2 separate regions of the Homo sapiens genome follow, and region 1 is linked to region 2. Evidence: read pairs that join two places in POLR2A ChIA-PET (ENCODE). Cell type or tissue: Panc1. All regions are shown on one strand. Links, peaks and the distances in the headings refer to the core of each region. The heading gives the core; the rest is flanking DNA. Region 1 holds the start of PTPRS-AS1 (PTPRS antisense RNA 1). Region 2 overlaps KDM4B (lysine demethylase 4B).

The links. ChIA-PET counts read pairs that join two places held together with the same protein. Peaks named below come from ENCODE experiments on the same cell type or tissue, not always from the same donor. Only the 100,000 strongest peaks of a DNase experiment are listed, where the experiment ranks them.
Region 1: POLR2A ChIA-PET joins it to region 2 with 13 read pairs; 4 of 35 experiments call an interaction of 5 or more read pairs at or near these places.

The regions. Positions count from the first base shown.
Region 1 is chr19:5,168,194-5,180,269 of GRCh38, forward strand. It overlaps PTPRS-AS1 (PTPRS antisense RNA 1), which reads left to right and starts at 9,553. Exons shown (of 1, transcript NR_186338.1): 1 at 9,553-10,271. RefSeq lists enhancers at 4,471-5,670, 8,575-8,664, 8,675-8,724 and a silencer at 5,752-5,943. In Panc1, for the core only: no CTCF peak of the experiment used is centred there; a DNase peak (open chromatin) is centred at 5,128.
Region 2 is chr19:5,112,830-5,124,905 of GRCh38, forward strand. KDM4B (lysine demethylase 4B) reads left to right here. Exons shown (of 23, transcript NM_015015.3): 11 at 6,824-7,023. Among named protein-coding and RNA genes, the nearest start is that of PTPRS-AS1, 59 kb to the right of the region's middle. RefSeq lists enhancers at 1,338-2,293, 2,294-3,248, 8,614-9,154. In Panc1, for the core only: no CTCF peak of the experiment used is centred there; no DNase peak of the experiment used is centred there.

The DNA of each region.
Region 1 (12,076 bases), core at 1,883-9,882, 55 kb after region 2:
GGCGTGGTTGTGGGCGCCTGTAGTCCCAGCTACTCGGGAGGCTGAGGCAGGAAAATGGCATGAACCCAGGAGGCAGAGCTTGCAGTGAGCCGAGATTGCGCCACTGCACTCCAGCCTGGGTGACATAGCGAGACTCCGTCTCAAAAAAAAAAAAAAAAAGTGTCAGTATCAATCCATGATTTTCTAATATATATATATAGACAGATGTTATAGAAATATATAGTCAGTACATATAGATGCAGAAATAAATATGTAAGTATATATATTTATATTATGAATACAGGTGAAAGGGCTCAAACTTGTAATCCCAGCTATTTGGGAGACCAGGGTGGCTTGGGGAGAATCGCTTGAGGCTAGGAGTTCAAGACCAGCCTGGACAACATAGCACAGCCCCATCCCTACAAAAAGAAAAATGTTAAGAAGAAATAAATAAAGATGTGTGTACACATGGCTAATCTGATACCCCAATAGCAGTGAGCATACTAGCACCCCGATCTAAATACCATTCTCCAATAAAAGGAACCAGGGGAGGAATCACTGATTTTATGACTGGGACAGAGAAAACACAAGACAAGGTACAGGCACATACCGCTGTGCCCAGCTAATTTTTTATTTTTTTTGTAGAGATAGGGGTCTCACTTTGTCGCCCAGGCTGGTCTTAAAGTCCTGGGCTCAAGCGATCCTCCCGCCTTGGCCTCCCAAAGTTGGCCATACCCAGCCTACATGAATGATTCGATGGGGGTCTGGGCTCGGTGACTCATGCCTGTAATGCCAGCACTGTGGGAGGCTGAGGTGGGCAGATCACCTGAGGTCAGGAGTTCGAAACCAGCCTGGCCAACATCGCAAAAACCCATCTCTACTAAAAATACAAAAATTAGCTGGGCGTGGTGGTGGGCACCTGTAATCCAAGCTACTCGGGAGGCTGAGGCAGGAGAATCACATGAACCCAGGAGGTGAGCCGAGATCATGCCACTACACTCTAGCCTGAGCAATACAGCAAGACTCCATCTCAACAACAAAAAAAAAAAAAAAAAAGAGAGAGAGAGAGAGAGAAAGAAAAACAGAAAACACAAGATAAACCTGAAGCATCTTGTGTTCCCAGAAAATAAGGAAATGCTCAAAAAAGGGTATAGATATATAGAAAGGACACCAGACCCAACCGAAGCAGCTCCCAGTGGCTGAAGCTGAAACAATTTGAACAATAAAATTAGTGACAGTGTGGGATTATCACCTAGAGAATAAAATAAATATCCAAACTGCTATAAGTAATTGAATAAATACCTAAATGGAGGGAGAAGGGACAGATCTTCCTTACAGATGAGTCACATTACACGTAAGAGGGAGAAGTAATGGCTTAGTCCCTTTGTGCCACTACAAGAGAATATCATGGACTGGGTAATTTACAAAGATCATAGATTTATTTCTCGTGGTTCTGGAGGCTGGAAAGTCCAAGATCAAGGCTCCAGCCTCTGGTGAAGGCTGCTCTCAGCTTCCAGAATGATGTCTTGAATGCCACCTTCTCACATGTCAGAAGGCAGGATGGGAAAGGAGTCAAAATCTCCAGGAAACCTTTTATAATGGCACGAATCCTAAACACCTCCCCCAAAGGCCCCATCTCCCAACACTGTTGCATTGGAGAATCAGTTTCCAACACATGACTTTGGGGGGACCCATTCAGACCATAGCAAAGAGAAAGGAGTTTACATTCAGTCACTCAGAAAACACCTTCACTTTCCTGGTGTTATCCCAGGAGCTTGGGCCACACTGGGCAAATATGGGGAAAAAAAAGAAAAATCCCTGCCCACAGCAGCTCACAGCCCCTCGGGGAGACGGATGAGATAAATAACCAAATTGGGGAGCAGGTTAGAAGGTTGTACATGCTATGCGATAAAAGAAGAAGGAAGAAGAAGGAGGAGGAGAGAAAGGAGGAGGAGGAAAGAAGAAAAAGAAGGAAAAAGAAGAAAGAAGAAAACTAACGGTGATGGGAACAACTGTATTAGGTTGGTGCAAAAGTCATTGCAGCACACAATGACTTTTGCACTAAGCTAAATATATAGGTTGTTCAGGGTCCCACTGAGAAGGTGACATTTGAGCAGAGACCTGAAGGGAGAGAGTGAGTCAAGTGTATATTTGGAGGACGAGAGCTCCAGGCAGAGTGCACAGCCCATGCAAAGGTCCTGGGGCAGGACTGTGCCTGGTGTGCTGGAGGAACAGTGAGGAGGGCCCTGTGGCTGCAGCAGAGTGAGCCAGGGGAAGAGAGGAAGGAGGGGAGGGCAGCAAGGTGATGAACATGTCATGCAAGGCCTTGTGGACCTTAGGCTGTGACCCTGAGGAAGGTGGGAGCCATGGAGGGCTGTGGGCAGAGGAGGGACAGGACCTGACTCAGGTGCTCACAGGCGCCCTCTACTGGCTGCTGCAGGGAGGACAGGCTGTGGGTTGGTGGCGGTGGGGCAGTGAGGACGGGAACAGGTGGACCAGTGCAGAGAGGACTGGGCTGGTGCAGGGTGGAGGCAGAGGAGAAGAAGAGAAAGCAAACAAAAGGAGATGTAAAAGAAGCTGAGAAGGCTGGGCCACGGTGGCTCACGCCTGTAATCCCAGCACTTTGGGAGGTTGAGGCAGGTGGATCACCTGAGGTCAGGAGTTCGAGACCAGCCTGGCCAACATGGTGAAACCCCATCTCTACTAAAAATACAAAAATTAGCCAGGCGTGGTGGTGGGCGCCTGTAATCTCAGTTACTTGGGAGGCTGAGGCTGGAGAATCGCTGGAATCCAGGAGGTGGAGGTTGTAGTGAGCTGAGATCGCACCACTGCACTCCAGCCTGGGAGACAGAGTTAGACCTCTAACTGGGAACTGACTTGTTCCCAGTGGCTCCCAGTTATGGGTGAGCCACAGCAAAGCCGGCTTCTCTGTGCATGTTAGCATCTGCGTGTTTCTCTAGAACAATTTCCTGAAGAAACAAAAGGGGAGATTGCCAAATGGAAGTATCTGTAATTTTATTTTGTTTATTTATTTTTTTTTCTGAGAGTCTCACTTTGTTGCTCAGGCTGGAGAGCAGTAGCGTGATCAGGAGTTCCTGCAGCCTCAACCTTCTGGGCTCAAGCAATCCTCCCACCTCACCCTCCCAAGTAATTGAGACTACAGGCAGAGCCACCACACCCAGCTAATTTTTAAATTTTTTGTACAGATGGGGGGTCTCACTATGTTGCCCAGGCTGGTCTTGAACTCCTGGGCTCAAGCAATCCTCTCACCTCAGCCTCTCAAAGCACTGGGATTACAGCACAAGCCACAGTGCCTGGCCTGTAATTTTACTTCTAATCCTGCAGCCAGGTCACCCCAAATGCCTTGTGCACCCCCGATGTGTGGTAAAGGAGGGTGTGCACTTCCCGCTATCTACCCAGATGTAAGCTGTTACCACGTTTTTGTGATCTGTTTGATAAATCAAAAGTGATATCTGATTATGGCTTAAACATTCATTCCTCTTAGAACGAGCGAGGTTGAGTATACTCTCATTGGATTAAAAGCCTTTTGTCAGAACTGTCTTGAAACATACTATTTTTTAAATTCCACGATGGCCATTTCCCGTCAGTGAGAGGGTTGATTTGATGTTTAATCTTTTGCGTTTCTACATCCATCTAGCTCAGCGTCAGTTGCTGAGATCTGGGTCAGGGGTCACACCCAGCTTTTTCTTCTCTTACGTTTGATGTTGATAAATGAGAAAAACCAGGTCAGGTGTGCTGGCTCATGCCTGGCATTCCAACGGTTGAGGAAGCTGAGGCGGGAGGATCACTTGAGGCCAAGAGTTTAAGACCAGCCTGGGCAACAGAGTAAGACTTCGTCTCTACCAAAAAATCAAAAAGTGAGCTGGGCGTGGTGGTGGGCACCTGTAGTCTCAGCTACTCAGGAGGCTGAGATAAGAGGATCACTTGAGCCCAGGAGTTTGAGGCTGCAGTGAGCTACGATCACACCACTGCACTCCAGCCTGGGCGAAAGAATGAGACCCTGTCTTTAAAAAAAAAAAAAAAAAAAGGCCTCATGTCGTGGCACATGCCTGTAATCCCAGCACTTTGGGACGCCAAAGTGGGCAGATCGCCTGAGGTCAGGGGTTCAAAACCAGCCTGACCAACATAGTAAAACCCTGTCTCTACTAAAAATACAAAATTAGCCGGGTGTGGTGGCACATGCCTGTAATCCCAGCTACTTGGGAGGCTGAGGCAGGAGAATCGCTTGAACCTGGGAGGCAGATGTTGCAGTGAGCCCAGATTGCACCACTGCACCACTGCACTCCAGCCTGGGCAACAAGAGTGAGACTCCGTATCAAAAAAAAAAAAAAAAAAAAAAGAGAGAAAGAAAGCCGAGTGCGGTGGCTCACGCCTGTAATCCCAGCACTTTGGGAGGCTGAAGAGGGCAGATCACAAGGACAGGAGATGAGACCATCCTGGCTAACATGGTGAAACCCCGTCTCTACTAAAAATACAAAAAATTAGCCGGATGTGGTGGCGGGCGCCTGTAGTCCCAGCTACTTGGGAGGCTGAGGCAGGAGAATAGCTTGAACCCAGGAGGTGGAGGTTGCAATGAGCCAAGATCACGCCACTGCACTCCAGCCTGGATGACAGAGTGAGACTCCGTCTCCAAAAAAAAAGAGAGTGATGGGGCTCACACCTGTAACCCCAATACTTCACAGAGCTGAGGAGGGAGGATCACTTGAAGTCAGGAGGTTGAGGTCAGCCTGGGCAGCATAGCAAGACTGTCTGTACTAAATTTTTTTTAATTAGCTGAGCGTGATGGTGCATGCCTGAGTCCCAGCTACTTGGGAGGCTGAGGCGGGAGGATCGCTTGAGCCCAGGAGTTCAAGGCTGCAGTGAGCTATGATCACACCACTGCACTCCAGCCTGGGTGACAGAGCAAGATCCTGTCTTAAAATAAATAAAATAAAAATTTTCTAAATCCTGCAAATAATCTTATCGGAAGCATTTAGATCGAATTTTTAAATATACTCCACAGTGAATCATCCATTTCTGTCTCCAACAGGAAAAGAAAATCATGATGAATCAGCGAAAGGTCACACCCTTGGTGACTGAGCCATTTGTGCAAAAGCTTCATTCTTTTCCAGAAACCCCAGTTTGTCCTCAGAGTTAAGACTGTCAGCTCCAAAGGGATGGCCCCAGGCTGTGCTAGTAACTGAAAACCTCCCCACGACACAAGCCTGAAATAACCGCTGTGGGTGTGGGTGGTGTTATTGATGTCACAAAGAAATATCATCTCAAAACTCATGTTTCAAAAATGCTTGTGAGGGCTGGGTATGGTGGCTCAGGCTTGTAATCCCAGCACTCTGGGAGGCCAAGGGAGGTGGATCACTTGAGGTCAGGAGTTTGAGACCAGCCTGACCAGGTCAGGAGTTTGAGACCCAACATGGTGAAACCCCATCTGTACTAAAAATATAAAAATTAGCCGGGTGTGATGGCGCGTGCCTGCAATCCCACCTACTCAGGAGGCCGAGGCACGAGAATTGCTTGAACCTGGGAGGTGTGGGTTGCAGTGAGCAAAGATTGCCCCAGTGCACTCCAACCTGGGCAACAGAGCGAGACTCCATCTCAAAAGAAAAAAAAAAGACAAAAACAGGCCAGGAGCGGTGGCTCACGCCTGTAATCCCAGCACTTTGGGAGGCTGAGGCGGGCGGATCACGAGGTCAGGAGATCGAGACCATCCTGGCTAACACGGTAAAACCCCGTCTCTACTAAAAATACAAAAAATTAGCCGGGCGTGGTGGCGGGCACCTGTAGTCCCAGCCACTCGGGAGGCTGAGGCAGGAGAATGGCGTGAATCCAGGAGGCGGAGCTTGCAGTGAGCCGAGATTGAGCCACTGCACTCCAGCCTGGGCGAGACTCCGTCTAAAAAACAAACAAACAAACAAAACACGTATAAGCACCTTTTTCCAGGAATGCCAACATCCTTCCAAGGGAAAAGAGCAAAGTCTCGTCACCACGGTCCAGCTTGTCCTACAGCTGATGAGGGTGATGGAGCTGCTGTAATGTCTGTCGTTTTCTTCACTGGAAGATGAGAAGATAAATGTGGGCGGTCTTTGCTGAATAAAGCAGTGTGGGATTTGTGGTTCCCGAGCAAACTGTGTTTGGGTAGCAAGGGCCCTTTCTGGTTGCTCCCCAAGCTGGTCGCCTTTCTGGACTGACCCCACCCACCCTCCCCAAGTTACTCTGTGGCCCCCAAAACAAAGTTTTTTTGTTTTGTTTGAGACGGAATCGCACTCTTGTCGCCCAAGCTGGAGTACAGTGGCGCGATCTCGGCTCACTACTACCTCCGCTTCCCGGGTTCAAGTGATTCTCCTGCCTCAGCCTCCCAAGTAGCTGGGACTACAGGCACCCACCACCATACCCAGTTAAGTTTTGTATTTTTAGTACAGATGGAGTTTCACCATGTTGGCCAGGCTGGTCTCAAACTCCTGACCTCAGGCGATCCACCCGCCTTGGCCTCCCAAAGTGCTGGGATTACAGGCATGAGCCACTGTGCCCGGCACTTCTTCCATCTTTACCTGGTGGTCATTAGATGTTCAACCCTGGGGGTGTTGGGAGACACCCCCAGAGGGCAGGCCAGGGCCTGGCCTGCAGCTATTATTACAGGCTAAGTTAGCAATTGACAATTGAGGACTTACTATGTGGCAGCCACAGGTCCTTCCTTCCTTCCTTCCTTCCCTCCTTCCGTCCCTCTTTTCTTTTCTTTTCTTTCTCCCTCTGTCACCCAGGCTGGAGTGCAGTGGCACGATCTTGGCTCACTGCAGCCTCTGTCTCCCAGGTTCAAGTGATTCTTGTGCCTCAGCCTCCTGAGTAGCTGAGATTACAGGTGTGTGCTACCACACCTGGCTAATTTTTGTGTTTTTAGTAGACAAGGGATTTCACCATGTTGGCCAGGCTGGTCTTGAATTCCTGACCTCAAGCGATCCTCCCACCTCAGCCTCCCCAAGTGCTGGGATTACAGGCATGAGCCACTGTGCCCAGCCCATCTAATTTTTGTTTTTGTTTTTTGAGACAGAGTCTCACTCTGTCTTGCCCAGGTTAGAGTGCAGTAGCTCGATCTTGGCTCACTGCAGCCTCTGCCTCCTGGATTCAAGCGATTCTCCTGTCTCAGCCTCCAGAGTAGCTGGGATTATAGGTGCCTGCCACCACGCCTGGCTAATTTTTGTATTTTTAGTAGAGATGGGGTTTCACCATGTTGGCCAGGCTGGTCTCAAACTCCTGATCTCAGGTGATCCACCAACCTCAGCCTCCCAAAGTGCTGGGATTACTGGCGTGAGCCACCGTGCCTGGCCCATCTAATATTTTTTTAAATGTTTATTGAGACCTTATTTACATATCAGTCAATAAACATATCTTCAGTTGTATGGTTCAATAAGTTTGACAAATGCATACGCTCGCATAACCAAAACAAGATATAGGGCACTTCACTCCCTCCAGAATATTCCCTTGTCAACCCTCCACACTCAGTGGCAACTACGGATCTGTTTTCTCCAACTATCAGTGAGAATTACATGTTTAGCACTTCATATAAATGGAATTGTGCAGAATGTCACCATTTGTGTCTGGCTTCTTTCCCTTGGTGCAATGCATTTCAGATTCACCCCAAAACAGCCATGTTTCTTTCTTTTTTTTTTTTTTTTTTGAGACGGAGTCTCACTCTGTTGCCCAGGCTGGAGTGCAGTGGTGCAATCTCGGCTCACTGCAGGCTCTGCCTCCTGGGTTCACACCATTCTCCTGCCTCAGCCTCCTAAGTAGCTGGGACTACAGGCACCCACCACCACGCCCTGCTAATTTTTGTATTTTGGGTAGAGACGGGGTTTCACCTTGTTAGCCAGGATCGTCCCGATCTCTTGACCTTGTGATCCGCCCGCCTCGGCCTCCCAAAGTGCTGGGATTACCGGCATGAGCCACCACGCCCGGCCAACAACAGCCATGTTTCTAAAGTGCAGTCCTTTTTCATTGCTGTGTAGTATTCCATTGTATTGATGGGCCACAGTGTGTTTATACATTTACCAGTTGATGGACATTTGGCAATTGCAGTTGGAGCAACTGTGAACTCATTCATGCACACAGCTCTTTGTGGGTATCTTGTGATATTTTACCCTCCAATTTCACTCAGTCTCATGGAACTTTCTCCTACCAGGGACACCTATGGTAAGGTGATTTCCAGCATGGGAACTTTGCTAAAGAAAGGGGCAATTGGGCCGGGTGTGGTGGCTCACGCCTGTAATCCCAATACTTTGGGAGGCTGAGGCAGGCAGATCACGAGGTTAGGAGATCGAGACCATTCTAGCTAACACCATGAAACCCCATCTCCACTAAAAATACAAAAAATTAGCTGGGCGTGGTGGTGGTGGTGGTGCATGCCTGTAATCCTAGCTACTCAGGAGGCTGAGGCAGGAGAATCGCTTGAACCTGGGAGGCAGACATTGCAGTGAGCTGAGATTGCACAATTGCCCTCCAGCCTGGGCGACAGAGCAAGACTCTGTCTCAAAAAAAGAAAGAAAGTGGCAATCGGCCAGATGTGGTGGCTCACTCTTGTAATCCCAGCACTTTGGGAGGCTTGTAATCCCAGCACCTGGATCGCCTGAGTCCAGGAGTTTGAGACCAGCCTGGACAACATAATGAAACCCCATCTCTACCAAAAATACAAAACAAACAAACAAGAACAAAACAAAACAAAACAAAACAAAAACAGCCGGGCGTGGTGGCTCAGCACTTTGGGAGGCCGAGGCGGGCGGATCACCCGAGGTCAGGATTTCAAGACCAGCCTGGCCAACATGGGGAAACCCCGTCTGTACTAAAAGTGCACAAATTAGTCAGGCGTTGTGACACATGCCTGTAATACCAGCTACTCAGGAGGCTGAAGCAGGAGAATTGCTTGAGCCTGGGAGGCAGAGGTTGCAGTGAGCTGAGATCAGGCCACTGCACTCCAGCCTAGGCAACAAGAGCCAGACTCTGTCTCAAAAAAAAGAAAAAAAAATTAGCTGGGTGTATGGCATGGGTCTGTAGTCTCAGCTACTTGTGCAGCTGAGGCGAGAGGATCTCTTTAGCTCAGGAAGTCGAGGCTGCAGTGAGCTGAGATTGCACCATGGCACTCCAGCCTGGGTGACAAAATGAGACCCTGAAAACAAAAAAGAAAAGAAATAGAGAGGAAAGAAAGAAAGAAAGAAAGGAAAGAAGAAAGAAAGAAAGAAAAAGAGAAAGAGAAAGAAAGAGAGAGAAAGAAAAGAAAAGAAAAGAGTGGCAGTGGCTGTCCTTGTACCTAATCATAGGACAGAGGGGAGACCAGACCCAGCATAGGTGAGGGAAGCCGTCAGGGTCATTAGTGGCAGCTGGTGTGTCTGAAACAGCCATGGTAGGGCAGCAGGATGACCCAGACAGGACCTTCGGTTTATCACAGGGGACAGGAGTGGAAATCAAGAGACCCTAGAGGGCCTGGGGATCACTTGAAAAGGGTCACAATGATAGCATCAGGTGGGGCTCATGGTCCAGCCCTGCCCCCCTGGAGAAGGAGCACAGGGCAGCCTCTGAGCCCCGGCCTCGGCATCAGTGCGGTTGACACCGGGGCCATCACCATCTGATAATAGGTTCTGTTTGGAACAGCTGCCTGGTGACAAGTATAATAAAACGTATTAACGAGGCCATTATTACTCCCTAATTAAAAGCTAATAACTAAGAGTTAATTGCCTTTAAAAGATGAAGCAAGGCTGGGCTGGGACTTATCTCTGTTTTCCTTTGCTTGCCTGGATAGGCTGATATTTGGGAACTAATTAATTGAGTCGAATCTTACAGGAAACTAATATCTCCTCTGCCATTGCGGCTGTTGGATTAAAAAGCGTTTGCTGTGTGTCTGGGCATTTCTGTGGAAAGGTCTCCTGTGTCCACTGTTCTTGCCGGGGCGGGGGTGGTGGTGGTGAGGCTTCAAGGTGCGGCTATGGGGGGCTGCTTGTCCTCTCCTTTCCTGCTGATTCTCCCGCAATGGTAGCCCAAGCATCCATGCAATTTGTGAGTCAGAATGCTCAGATGCTGTTCCAGGGAACAGACGGGCCGAGCTTATATCACAGATCTATCGTCGTCATCATCATCACCGTCATTAAAAAAAAAAATCAGGCTAGGCTCTGTGGCTCATGCCTGTAATCCCAGCATTTTGGGAGGCCAAGGCAGGTGGATCCCCTGAGGTCAAGAATTCCAGACCAACCTGGCCAACGTGGCAAAACCCCCTCTCTACTAAAAATACAAAACTTAGGCAGGCATGGTGGCAGGTGCCTGTAATCCCAGCTACTCAGGAGGATGAAGCTTAAGAATCTCTTGAACCTGGGAGGCGGAGGTGGCAGTGAGCTGAGATAAGATGGCACCACTGCACTCCGGCCTGGACGACAGAGCTAGACTCCACCTCAAAAAACAAAACAAAACAAGACAGTGCTCTAACTGCAAGCATACAATTCGATGGCTTTTGTACATATAAACACTTCAGTTACCAACACTTTAACAAAATAGAACAAGGGTTAGCAAACTCTGGTCCCTGGGCCACATTCAGTCCACTGCCTGATTTTGTATGGCCCATAGACTAAAAATGTTTCTACGTTAAAACAATTTTTAATAATATTCAAGCTTTTGCTCATTCTTTCATTTATGCAATTTTCTTTGAGATGGAGTCTTGCTCTGTTGCCCAGGCTGGAGTGCAGTGACATGATCATAGCTCACTGTGGCCTGGACCTCCAAGGCTCAAGCAATCCTCCCACCTCAGCTTCCTGAGCAGCTGGGACTACAGGCAACCCCGCCCTCTCCTCCTGCATTCAGCTTGGATGTTGCTTCCTCCAGGAAGCCTTCCATGCCTCCTGATGCCCATCTCTCTGGGTGCCCTAGGTGCTAAGGACGGCTGCGATTATGCCACTGCACTCCAGCCTGAGCAACAGAGTGAGACCTGGTCTCTAAAAGGAAGAGACATCTTTCTCCATGAAGCCTCAAAGGATTTCAGGCATCTTTCCACACTTAACTGAAAACCTACTCCCAGACTGAGATTTAAGCAGCCTGTGTGGACTGGGAGGAAACTTTAAAGAGCTTTACAGGACAGGGCAGGGAAGGGCTGTCAGCAGAAGGCTCAGCCCAAGCGAAGGTTAGGATGCCGAGCTTGTCAGAGGGGGTTTGAGGAGGAACCGGTGTCGGCCTGGGCCCGGCCCACCTGGAGCCCTCGGCGCAGTGAACATCAGCTGTGCTGGTCACGTTGCCTCCATCATTCTGTGCATCTGTGCAGCGTGGCCATGTGCCAGCCAAGAGGACCCAGAGTGTAGCAAGAACAATTAGCCCATGACGGATGGCGCCTCGGTCCACCTTACTTTTGGCAAGGCTAATTGTTGAAGTAAAGCTTCCACCGGGGTCACTCGCTACTGCACTGGGCGGTGTTTCCCAAACCCCGTCTCCAGGAAACTGACATGGACCTGGGAGTTGTGGGAGGGGGTCCCCTGAGCTGGTTTGCTCTCAGCACTGGGGTCTCTGCAGAGTCTCCCAGGAAACCACCTGGGCTTGGCTTGGGTGTTTGTTGCTGGGAAGGTTTATCATGTATAAGACCACAGACCTCAGTCCATCCCCTCCCTCCCTCCCTCCCTCCTTTCCTTCCTTCCTCCCTCCCTCCCTTCTTCCCTCCCTCCCTCCCTCCCTTCTTCCCTTCCTTCCTTCCTTCCTACCTCCCTCCCTCCTTTCCTTCCTTCCTTTCTTTCTTTTTTTTTTTTCTTCAGGGTGTTGCTCTGTTGCCCAGGCTGTAATGCAGTGGTTCCATCTCAGCTCACTGGAGCTTCAACCTCCTGGGTTCAAGCAATTTTCCACCTCAGCCTCCCGCGTAGCTGCAACCACAGGCATGCACTGTCACAAGCAGCTAGCTTTTTACATTTTTAGTTGAGATATGGTCTTGCTATGTGTTGCCCAGGCTGGTCTTGAACTCCTGGGCTCAAATGATCCACCCGCCTTCGTCTCCCAAAGTATTGGGATTACGATGTGAGCCACTGTGCCCAGCTTCCTGTCCTTAAAAAAAAAAAAAAAAGGCCAGGTG
Region 2 (12,076 bases), core at 2,080-10,079:
TCATGAAGAGCTGCCTCCTGGTGAGGCTACTCCAGGCGGCCCCCGCAGCACAGAGCTCGTGCACCCCAGCTCCCAGGCCCAGCCAGACGTGCTATTTGCATAATGGTTAATTGATTGTGGCTCAGGCTAATTGGTCAACAGAGTGGATTGCCAATAAACCGGCACCACGTTCCAGGAGTGGAATGGGACTAGAGGCCGTCTAAATTGCCTGCCAGGAGGAGATGCGGAAGCCGCTGCGCTCACCGCTGCTTGGAACCTTCTTTGCACGCAGGAAGTGGACCCCCCAGAACCAGCCCTTGCGTGGCCTGGCCTGGCCTCCCTGCCCCGGCCACCCCCTCACTTCTAGTCACGACCTGCTCCTCCCAGGAGCCCCCTCCCGCCCTCTCCCGCGCCGCCATCCTGGGGGCTGCCTTCACCCAGCAGCAAGCCTGAATAACAAATGAAGTCAGCTTCCCAAGGATATAATTTTCTTGAAAGCCTTCAGTATGTAAAACAAGGCTGATTCACTTTTTTTTTTTTTTTTTAAAGTCATTGGGGGTGCTTTTCTCTGGAGAGGCAGATGGGTGACTCACGTTCCAAAGCCCAAGCTGCCCCTCCCTCCACCAGGGAGGTGGTCGGTTCCCCCCTGAGCAGTGCCCTCTCCACGTGGCCTGCCTTTTCCCCTGAGCCAGGCTCCCTCCCTGAGGGCATATCTTGGGGCCAGGGCAGCCCTGTCTGAGCATCTGTGGCTCAGGCTGGATCGGGAGACACAGTGGACTGGCTCTGTCTCCCAGACAAGGGGCTTGTGGACACAGGCGGGATCCTTCTCTGGTTGGGGGAGCATCCTGGGCCCTGCAGGGTAATGAGCAGTATCCCTGGCCTCCACCCACTCCATGCCAGGAGTGCCCCAAGTCGTGACAACCACAGATGTCCCTAGACATCGCCCAGTCCCCCGCGTGGGAACCCCTGCCCTAGACCAAGGGATGGCATCAGGGTGGGCGCCATGCCCTCACCCCCGTGCAGTCCAGCCTTCCCTGCCCTCGGCGTGGCTGTGGGATGGCCCTCATGTGTTTACCAGGTGCCCCATGGGGTGCGGATGGTTCGGCACAGCTGCCTGAGCTCAGAGGACACGGCCTACTCCCTGCTCGCCACCTTACATGGGTCTCTTCCAGAACTAAATCTCGTTGAGCGAGCGTTGGGGGCTGTTTGTATTCTTCCCCCTGATGGATGGGTCGCCTAAAACTGCAGCCTGGCTCCTGGCGGGTGCCCTCAGCCTCCCCACTCCCGGTGGCGCTGTGCGTTCTGGTGCCCTGCCTGAGCCGGAGCCCTCACAGTGCTCTCTGGCACCCACGCGACGCTCCTCCATGCAAACTCTTTCCACGCGAGAAGCGCCATGTGCACGTGCTCCAGCAGGTACGCGCTCCCTGCAGGACATCTGTGCACCCGCCTCACCACAGCCTCCCTGGCCCACTGCTGCTCTGTGAGCCCGGCTGGGCCCAGGCCTCGTCTCCCCTACCCCTCCGAGCTCGGTGCTGCCTGTCCCCTCCTGCTCTGCCTTGGCCTGTCGCCCCTGCGCCAGTGCAGGACACCGCCACGCCTCTGGCCCCGACTCCTGCCAGGGCTGCCACGGCTGCCACACCCCAGCTGCATTCCTGAGCCCTCCCCACCAACAGGGACCTCAGCCCTCAGGGACAGAACCTCACGAGCACAGGGACCTGCCAGCCCCTGCAGGGAGTGCGCAGCCTCAGGGACTCACTTGCTGTCTCCTGTCTCTTTCCTAGAGCTGCCCTTCATTTTCTCAAAGGTGAAATTCCTCAGCACAGGGTCTAGTCTTGGGGGTGGGGAGCACTGGGCCACTTTGGGTCGGGGGTGGGCGGCTCTGAGGGCTCAGCCTGGGGCCAGCCTCCCAGTCCTCCCCACCTTGTGAGAAGCCCTGAGCCAGCGCGGCACTGAATGCTGATGGTCCCACTCTGGGTGCTGCAGGTGCCCTGTGTTACTGGGTGACAGGGCCAGAGGCCGTCCACCCCGCCTCCTGCCATACAAGCTGCAAAGGACACCTGCTTCCACCTTGGAAATATTAGTGCAGTTATCTGGACTATGTCCCGACATTTGGCTCATAGGAATGAGCCCAGCGGCGTCCAGTTAAGCCTGGCAGGCTAAGTGCTTATTTATCTCCACTCTCTCCTGAAACGCCACTGAAACACCAGAGAGTGAAGTGCAGAGAACGGGAGAGGGGGCAGTGGCAGCTGAGCACGTCTCCAGGCTTTGAAAAGCAGGGAAGGGTGGGCAGGAGACCCCATGGGCCGGCAACCAGGAGGACAGCCAGCAGGGAGCAGCTGGGCTGCACCATGGGGCCACAGAAAGACACAGTGGGCAGACATGGGCAGCTCCTGGAGGGCTGCAGGGGGAATGTACCACGGGGCCTCAGAAAGACACAGCGGGCAAACATGGGCAGCCCCTGGGGGTGCTGGGGGGATGTGGGGGCAACCAGCAGAAGACAGTGGGTGGCTCTGGGCAGAAGGGAGGCGCCTTCCTGGGGTCAGCAGTGGGGCCCAGCTGCCAGCCTCACATCCCCCCAACCCCCAAGGCCAGGAGAGACAATAGAGGGGGTGGGGGTCCTCTGCCAGAGAACAAAGGGGCCCAGTGGAGCAAAGCCACATATGCTGATACTGGGGCTCTCCTAAAGTCACAGGCTCCTGCCCTCAGCAGCCCCTGCCACTGCCTTCACCAGGCCCAGCTCACACACGGCTTGGCACCGTGCACAGAGGGATCAACGGCCAGGGGACCCGACACATTGGAGGCTGCGCTCCCATGACAAAGGCAGGGCCTGCACAGCAAAGAAGGGCAGAGCTCCGAGGAAAGAGGATGCAGTGAGTGCAGGGCCCTGGAGTGGGCCGGGACTTTGCATTATGGAAAAAGAGCCATTGCTGTGAAGAAGAAACATTCCAGGAACGAGTGGCTCTCGGATGTTACCATCTAGAGAAGAGACAAGCCCACAGTGGATTGGGAGGCCCTTGAAGAATCCCCTCCCACAGCACTGACAGACAGAGCTGGAAGATAGGAAGGATCAGGAAGTCAGAGGCGTAGTCTAGGAAATCTAGCCCCTGATAGGAGTTTCAGAAAAAGAAAAGTGTCCCGGGACCCAAAGGCTTTGCATTTCCAGGTTAAAAAGTCCACCAGAAAGTCCGCCCAAGAATGGAAATTACCCAAACCACAATGCATCGCTGTGAAATTTCACAATTCCTGGATTAAACAAAGGCCCTGAAAGCTTCCAGAGCAAACAGATCACATAAACAGCTCACCAGACTGGGGCTGGGCATGGTAGCTCATGCCTGTGATCCCAGCACTATGGGAGGCCAAGGCAGGAGGATCACTTGAGGCCCAGAGTTCGAGGTCAGCCTGGGCAACATAGCAAGACCACATCTCTAAAAAAAAAAAAAAAAAAAAAAAAAAAATTATAAAGAATAGGAGACTCTGTTAGCATTGGATTTACAGTCATAATGCCACAAGCTAAAAGACAAAGGAAAAAGGCCTTCAAAAGTCAGAAGAGGAATAATTCTCCCCAAATCTTTTACCTAGCCAAATTGTCAAGAAATGTGTGAGGGGAATAAGGATCTTTTTAGACACACAGAGTCTCGTATTCCACCTCCTTTCTCAGGAAGCTGCTGCAGGATGTGCTCCAGCTAAACAAGGATGTAAATCGAGAAAGCCATGGGGTTGAGGAAACAAGATCTAACCCAGGAGAGTCAAGGGGAGTCTCAAGATCATGGGAGAAGGAACCAAGACCCCCAGGGGTGTCATGGAGAGAAGGGGACACCCTGCATAGGAGACCACAGCAGGAGTTTAAGAGCAATGGCAGGGAGCTCAGAGATACCAAGGAAGCTAGGCGTCCAAAGCAGGAGGCCAGTTCCAGACCCCAGGGTGGGGGCAGGGAATGCGGCCCGAGTTGCTCTGTGGCTCATGGATGCACAATGTTTATGGGGCATAAAAGCGTAAACGTGGAATTTGGCTGCAATGGAAGACGGTGGCAGGTGCAGGGAGAGAAGGGGACGGTCATGGAGGCGAGCAAGGATGGCCACACCCTCAACACCTGTGCCGGGAGCCAGACCCAGAAACAAGCATTGGGTGCAGAAACACGCGAAGGGGGATGAAGATGTCAGGGTCAGGAAGAGGCGTGCTCTTAGGACCCCACAGATGCCCCAAGTGATGGCTGCCCCTCTGCCGTGGGCTGTGCCCCCCTTGCTGTGTCTGTGCCGCCCTTGCTGTGTCTGTGCATTGAGCCCTACCCAGTTCCATGTAGTGTGGGACCCAGGGGTCTCAGCCTGGCACTACTGCAGGTAGGAAAGGGCTGGGCTGCAAGGATGAGGCCCCAGAGCTCTGGTTGGGCACCAGGACAGTTCTGGGGCCCTCTGGGGCAGACACAGTAAGGCTTGAAGGCCGTGGGGGTGCCCCTGGAAGGCTGCAGCAGGGGAGGGCCATGGTCGGAAGCGACCTCTAGGGTGAGTTTTCAGGGTGGGGGTGGAGGGAGGGACTGCAGTGGGTGGGAGAAGGGGCTGTGGAGCTGGGGGCAGCTGAGGCCAGGTGAGCGGCATGGGAGGGCGCCCTTCTGCTGGTGCTGTCTGGGACCAGGGCGGGTCCACTGTGGGATCCCGGCCCTACAGCCCTGGGGCATTCCCAGACCAGGAGGGCAGCCCACCTTGGGATGACAGTGGTGACAAGAGCCAGTTGCACCCCAGCGCCGGTCTGAAGCTTCCTCCTCCTGAGCCTGCTGTCTCCATCTGGGGCAGGCACCCAGCATTTGCCTAGCCCCCTAGTGGAGCCTGAGGCTGCCTTCCCAGAGCCGTCCTTGGGCTGCTGTTGTGGAGAACGTTCTCTGGAGGGCAGGGGCCACTCCCGTGTCCCCCATCCACCTCCTGCTCCCTGTGTTAGTGACTCTGGCCCCACGCCCGCCCCTGCCTGCCTCCCACCCCTGCCCGGCCACCCCGCAGCGACCTTGTGTGCACCATGCTGTGTGATGCCATGCCTCTGGTCCACCCGCTTTCTGCCTTGAGTCATTGTGGTGGGCCATGCTGCAGACATCGGGGAGCACTGATTCTAGCGAGTTAGGCAGCTGAGGAGCAAGGAGGGCCGGCAGTGACTAGTGTTCTAGGAAGGCTTCCTGGAGGAGGCGCCCCAGAAGCCAGCATGGAGCACAGGGCGGGCAGAGTGGCTGGGAGCAGCGGTGGGCAGGGGTCAGGTCCAAGTGTCCCGAGGGAGCATGGGCTGCTGCTGGCCCATGTGACAGCCTGGCTCAGGCAGAGGTGAGGAGGTCCTGGTAACAGAAGCCCCGGCAGCGGGCCCACCCCACCCCTGTCAGATGAGCCTGCCCCACCTTGGTGACCACTTGGTCCTTGGAGGGGCAGCTGCCACAGGGACCCCCGTGGGATTGAGGTGTCCGAGTCTGAGCCCATGGGGACAGGGGACACGGGAAGCACCCGGAAGCCGCAGCCGGCATTGGTGATTGTCCCGGAAACACTGGCGCTCCCAGCTCTGCCTGACTGCTGGCAGGCTTGACGTGGCTGGATCTCAACTGGGGAAGGGGAGAAAGGCCACTGGGGAGCCGGGCTGTGCGGCCTCGAGCTCATGGCCTAGAGAGGCCCCTGGCCAGGCCAGGGCTTAGGGCAGCTGCAGGGGGTGGGCCTGGAGGAGGTGCAGATATCACATGCCCAGGGGAGGCACTAGTGACCAGCCAGGCCTCGGCTTCTCTGCACTCCCGGCTTCTGCCTGAGCCCCCTGGGAACCACCCCCTCCGCATCTCCAAAAAGCTTTTGCTTCCTTCCTGGAAAGACCCTGGAGGTCCCTGGGGGAACCTGGTGTGAGGCCCTGGCCGCTCAGCTGCAGGGTCACCTGGCTGTCACTTTTCCTCCCTTTTTCAGCCCCTCTCTCTCATTTCTAAGAAGTCTCAGCTCAGCCAAGCCTGTAAGCCTCAGGTTGAATCCCTTACTTGGGGCTGGTGTGCAGGGACCGGGACCTCCCCGATGTACCCCAGGATTGTGGGTGTCCAGGTTGGGCATGCAGGATGCGCCTCCTCTTGGCCCACGCCTGCCCCGTGAGCAGATCCTGGGCTCAGGGCGCAGAGGAGGCCCTGGCAGGCCCTGGGGTGTGGGCACAGGTCAGAGCAGCGGAGTGTGAGCTGGGGCTCCCATGCACCTCATGGGCTGCAGAGAGAGGACCCAGGGAGTTGGGGACAGAGCCAGGTGGCCAGGACCAGGCGTCCTGGGGAGTTGAGCAGAAGTCCTAGAGAAAAAACCCGTGAAATTTACATTCTAGACAAATTAGTCTGAAAGAAAACAGACACTGGAGAAAGACTGAGGAGGAGAGGAAACCAAGTCTAGAAAGGAAGAAAGAGCAGACCAAAAGGCCGGGGCTGTCGTAAGTGTCTTTTTCGTTCCGTTTGTCGTCTAGGCATTTTCCATGAGCTGCTGTTTCCCTCGGAGCTCACACTCCCTGTGTCTCTGTCCCGTGGCACACGCGGCTCCTGCCGCCCCGTCCCGCCCGTCATCCCACCTGGTGTCAGTCGGCTTCCCATCTCCAGCTGTCATCAGCGTCCCCCGCTTGACACCGTCCCCGCCGTGTCCATTGCCCCGTCTCCCTTTGGTCTCTCCTCCCAACACGGCTCCTGCCCCGCAAGAGCAGAACCCCACCCAGGGTTCCCTTTACCCCCGGCCTCCAGCCAGGAGGCCCCCTGCTCATGGAGCGCTCTTCTGGGGGTGGGCGGGGGCTGCGTGCTGCCGGACAGAGTGCACAGACCTAGGGCTCTTCCCTCCCTGGTCTCCCCTCCTGCCTGATAAACCTCCCTCTCCAGGTCTCACCGGAAACGGAGCCAGCCCAAGAAGCCGAAGCCCGAAGACCCCAAGTTCCCTGGGGAGGGTACGGCTGGGGCAGCGCTCCTAGAGGAGGCTGGGGGCAGCGTGAAGGAGGAGGCTGGGCCGGAGGTTGACCCCGAGGAGGAGGAGGAGGAGCCGCAGCCACTGCCACACGGCCGGGAGGCCGAGGGCGCAGAAGGTCAGTCCCTGCCGGGCCAGGCCTGGCACCGCTGTTTTCCCACCCCCGTGGGCATCTCCTAGAAGGAACCAGTGCCTGCTACAGCCAGAGTCCCCGTTTTGTAAGAATCTGATTCAGTGGCTTTCTTGCCAGGGTGGGGCATTTCGTGAAAATAGACATCGTAAGGTGGAGGCCGTAAGAAAAGTGCCTCCGTCCCCAGAATTGAGAAGAGCAGTTACGAGAGGCCAGGCGCAGTGGCTCCCACCTGTAATCCTAGCACTTTGGGAGGCCAAGGTGGCAGGATCACTTGAGTCCAGGAGTTTGAGACCCTGTCTCTACTTATGATATAAAAAAAATTTAACCAGGCTTGGTGGCTTGCACCTATAGTCCCAGCTACTTGGGAAGCTGAGGTGGGAGGTTGAGGCCGTAGTGAGCCGTGTTTGCACCTCTGCACTCCAACCTGGGCAACAGAGCAAGACCCAGTATCACAAAAATAATAATAATAATAAAAGACCAGGATGCTGTATATGGCCCAGATGCTGGAACGTGCCTGCAGCAGCCACAGCCACTTGTGGGCAGAGGGCTGGTCCTGACTGTGAGCTGGGGCCCCCGTCAGCAGGTCTCCCACCTGCCCTCGGGCCTCCCCACTCTCCCGGGGCTGGCAAGACAGGGGGCAGCCGCCTTCCCACAGGAGTGTGAACCAGCAGTTGTGAACGGGGTGCGGGGGGCCGGGAGGCAGTCTCAGAAACATTACCTTCCCCAGGGGGAGGTTTTGGCTGTGGAACTCCCACCTGTGAGTGTGTAAAGGTTCCTATTCCAGGGTTGACAGCATTTTGTTTCTGGTGACTGGGTTTTATCTTCTCAGTTTAGAGCTTTAGCTGCTTGGGAGTCTGTGCAAAGTGGCTGTTCCCAGCTAGGGCTCCCCGCTGGGAGCCCTTCCCTCTCCCACCCTTTCCAGGTGCCATGCAGGGAGCAGGTTTGTGGGGTGTGCTGGCCAGCCTGCCTCCCACCAAGGGCTGCCCCCAGCCACAGTGCCTGAGGCCCAGGTCATGGGGGCCACATTCGCCGGAGGGTCCTAGTCCTCAGTTTCCCTCTGTATGAGCCCAACATGACCTGGTCTGCCTCTGAGGTGTCAGGTCTCCAGGACGCGCTGGTGCCCAAGGTGAATATTGTCCTTGGAACATGGCAAGAGGCCCAGCTGTGGTGCCATTCAGCAGATGTGAGGTCCCTCCCACCTGCCAGGGGCAGCCGTGGGGTGCCTGATCTGTGACGATGGGGTCGTGGCCCTCGCAGTACTCCAGGAGGCAGGCACGCCCCTGCCCTCCCCATATACATGGGGCAGATATTGAGGGTCACAGTTTGCCAGTGCCTGTGGGCCTGAGGCAAGAAAAGTGAGCATCCCTGGGGGAAAGAGCAGAGGCCGGGGGTGAGTTTGCCCCTGACGGACCACTTACTCGGTGGGGTACGTGGGCCCTGCGTCTGTTCAGCACGCCTCAGGAGGGTCTGCCGGCCTAGAGAGGCAAGACGAGGACAGAAAAGGCATCGTGGGTAGAAGAGAAAAGCACAGCTGTCGTGGCACTGTTATTATGTAGCGACAATTCTCTACTGAGAAGCAGCAAGCAAGTCTACAGGCAGCCGCCTGGTGACTCGGGGATCGAGCGGAGCTGCCAGAGATGAGCGACAGGCACAGAAACCCAATCTCGCCCCTCATCTGCGAGCCGCTCGCAGCAAACATGGCTCCCAAAGATGCCCCTTATGGTGCTAGCAACCAGAAATAATGGATCTTAGAATAAACCTAACCAAAAAAATGATCTTTATGGAGAAAATTAAGAGACTTTTTTTGGAAATAAGAAAGAATTCCTAAATAAACAGAAGGACCTACCAGGTGTTAGGAGAGCTCTTAAGCGGACAACTAACGGCTTCCCCCACATTCTCTGCAGGTTCAGTGCAGCTCCATTTGGGATCCCAGCAGGGTTTGCTGATTTAAATGCAGGCGGATGAAAGCCCAAGGCCTGTCAAGAGGCTGGGGCCACCCTTCCAGAAGGCAGGGCTTGCCACAGAGCTTGCAGGACCCAAGCAAAGATGGCAAAAGGTCTAGGAATAGGAATCCCGGAGCAGTGGACTTGGTGTGAGACCTCAGTCCCCTCCCTCCCCCTGTCCACGCTGCGGCCTCTGTGAGTGCCCTGGGGCCGCTGAAATGAAGGACCATGACCTTGGTGGCGTAAAACAACACACGCTCCTTGTCTCACAGCTCTGGAGGCCACCAGTCTGACAGGCCTCACTGGGCTAAAATCAAGCTGTGGGCAGGGCTGCTTCCTCCTGGGGGGCTCCAGGGGAGAACCTGTTTCCTGCCTGTCTCAGTGTCTAGAGGCGCCCACATCTCTTGGCTCAGAGCCCCTTCCTCCTCCTTCACAGCCACAGTGCAGCCTCTTCCGGTCTCTCTCTGACTCTTACCCTCCTACCTTCTACCCGGTGAGGACCCTGGGTTCCCAGGTCTCCCAGATGCTCTCCCATGTCAGGGTCCTTCACTGAGTCCCACCTGAATATTCCTTCTGCCACGGGAGGGGACAGATTCCCAGGCTCCAGGGATAAGGATGCAGATGCCTTTGGGGTCATTCCTCTGCCTGCCACATGCTTAGGCATTTCTGTCAAAAGAGAACTGGCAAACTGGAAACACAAAGCAGGAAAGTATATAACCCAAGGCTAAGTGATTGTTTATTAAAAAGCACAAACTAGAAAAATAAAGATGAACAAATTCAGTGACTCTCAAATCCACTGCTGTTTATCAAAGGATGAACCTTTAAGAAAGTGAGAAGACAAGCCGATAAGTAGGGAAGACACTCGCCACCCGTCACCGACCAAGAGCAGATAAGAATGCCTGAGGACCAGGAGGGGCTCAGCCCCCCAAGGAAGAGGGCACCAGAAGAGGAGATCCCTTAGGCTAATGAGCCCAGCCTGCTCTGGGAAGCGCTGCAGACACGCTGCTGTGTGCTCCTCGGACCACCAGAGGTGGAAACACCCACCGTGCCCAGCCCTGGAAGCCGGTGCAGCGGGCAGCCCAGTCCCCTGTTGCCTGGGACCTGCGTGAGTCCGGCTGCATTGGAGATGGACCTGGCCTTATCCAGAGAAGTGGAGCATTTGCAAACTGCACACCCAGAGCTGCCCTCAGGGCACGTTTCCTGGAGAGACCCCCTGCTGGTGGGGCACTAGGACTGTGCAGATGCAGGGACAGGCAAACTAACCAACCTCCATCGATGGAGAGGGACGGGGAACCAGCGCCTCCTGTCACCCTCGTCTGCCCTGGAGGCATGAGCGCTGGAGGCCACTGCTCCACGCCCTGTGGCTCTCGGACACGACCTCGCGTGGCACGGGGCTTCTCATATGCTGTGCTCCGTTTGTTTAAAGTCCACAGATGGGGCGGCTGAAATGGCTGAAATGTACAATCTCACACCTGTGGAAGCGGGAAGGTCACGGTCCAGGTGTCAGCCGGGCTGGCCCATTCCGAGGACCCAGGAGGACCTCTCCCAGGCCCCTTTCCTGGGCTTGGAGGCAGCACCTTTGTGTTCCCGTGTTCTCCCGGAGTGTGTCTGTCCAGATTCCCCCCTTCCTAAGGACACTGGCCACGCTGGGCCTGGCCCGCCCCAAGGGTCTCATCATAACTCATTCCGTCTGCAGTGACGCCCTTCCCAAACAAGGTGGCACCCCAGGTCCGGGGGCTAGGACTGCAGCACCATTCAACAGCACAGGGACTCAGCTCTGCAGCAGGCGAGGGGCTTCCTGCAGGGCAGGAGCAGGCACAGGTGCCCATTTGTGTTGTCATCCTGCAGGGCCTGTGTCTACACTGCAGGTCCTCTGGGGTTTGGGAAATCCTCAGAAATAATGCAGACTCCAGCAGGCAAGCTGGGCGCCTGAGCATGGGTCGTGCTGGTAGAGGATAAGTTCCTGGGCTGGCTGCGGTAGCCAGGCCTCCTGTTTTCTGAGCAGGAGTCTGTGTTTGATTCTGGAGACGGTGAGCCCCAGGCGAGGTCGGCAGGGGAGTGGGGGATGGGCGCAGTTCAGGTTCTATTCCAAGGGGGACTGTGGGATGTCGCTGGAGGGACTGGCGTGGGACAGGGAGGTGGCTGAGCCGTGACCATTCTCCCCACAGGATGGGCTGGCAGGGGTGGGCTGGGCTTGGGCTGGGGTCCCTGGGGGTGGGGGGCTGCGTGGGCCACCTTGAGCTTGGACCTTGTGAAGCTGCCCTTCTCACGAGTCAGAACGTGCTGGGGGCTGTGTGTGGTCTCACAGGAGATGGGTGAGTTATGGGAAAACAAGCAGGCAGAGAAAGATCCAGGCTTGGGTCTGGGGACCCGGGCCCACCCAAGCCCACCCGTTAACTGCCCATGTGACCCTGAGCTGGGACACCGCCTTGATGGACCCTTCAGGAGGGCAGAGATAAGAGGACACGCATCCTCCCCAGGCCGGCGCGGTGGGGGAAATCGGGCAGGCTGCTGCCGCCGCCGCTGCCACCTGTGGGTTCAGGCAGCGAGGAAAGTGGCCCAGTCCTGGGAAGGCTTTTACAGAGTGGAGCTGGCTGGTCAGAGTCTGTCCTGGGTTCTCAGTGGGGCCTCCTGGGAGGGGTCACAAGGATCCCCCGTACCATGGGTGTCTTCCTCCCTCTTGAGCAGACTCTAGGGGCTGGCCAGCCTCTGGCTGGAGGAAGGGCGGCCACCAGCTCCTGTGACTTGTTTTACCCAACTGGCTAGCAAAGGACTGTGGCTTCTTTTCCTTTTCCTTTCCTTTCCTGATGGAGTTCCGCTCTGTCACCCAGGCTGGAGTGCAGTGACGCAATCTCAGCTCATGCAACCTCTACCTCCCAGGTTCAAACGATTCTCCTGCGTCAGCCTCCCAAGTAGCTGGGATTACAGGCGCCCGCCACCATGCCCTGCTAATTTTTGTATTTTTAGTACAGACAGGGTTTCACCATGTCGGTCAGAATGGTCTCCAACTCCTGACCTCAGGTGATCCACTTGCCTCAGCCTCCCAAGGTGCTGGGATTACAGGCCCGAGCCACTATGCCCAGCCTTCTTTTCTT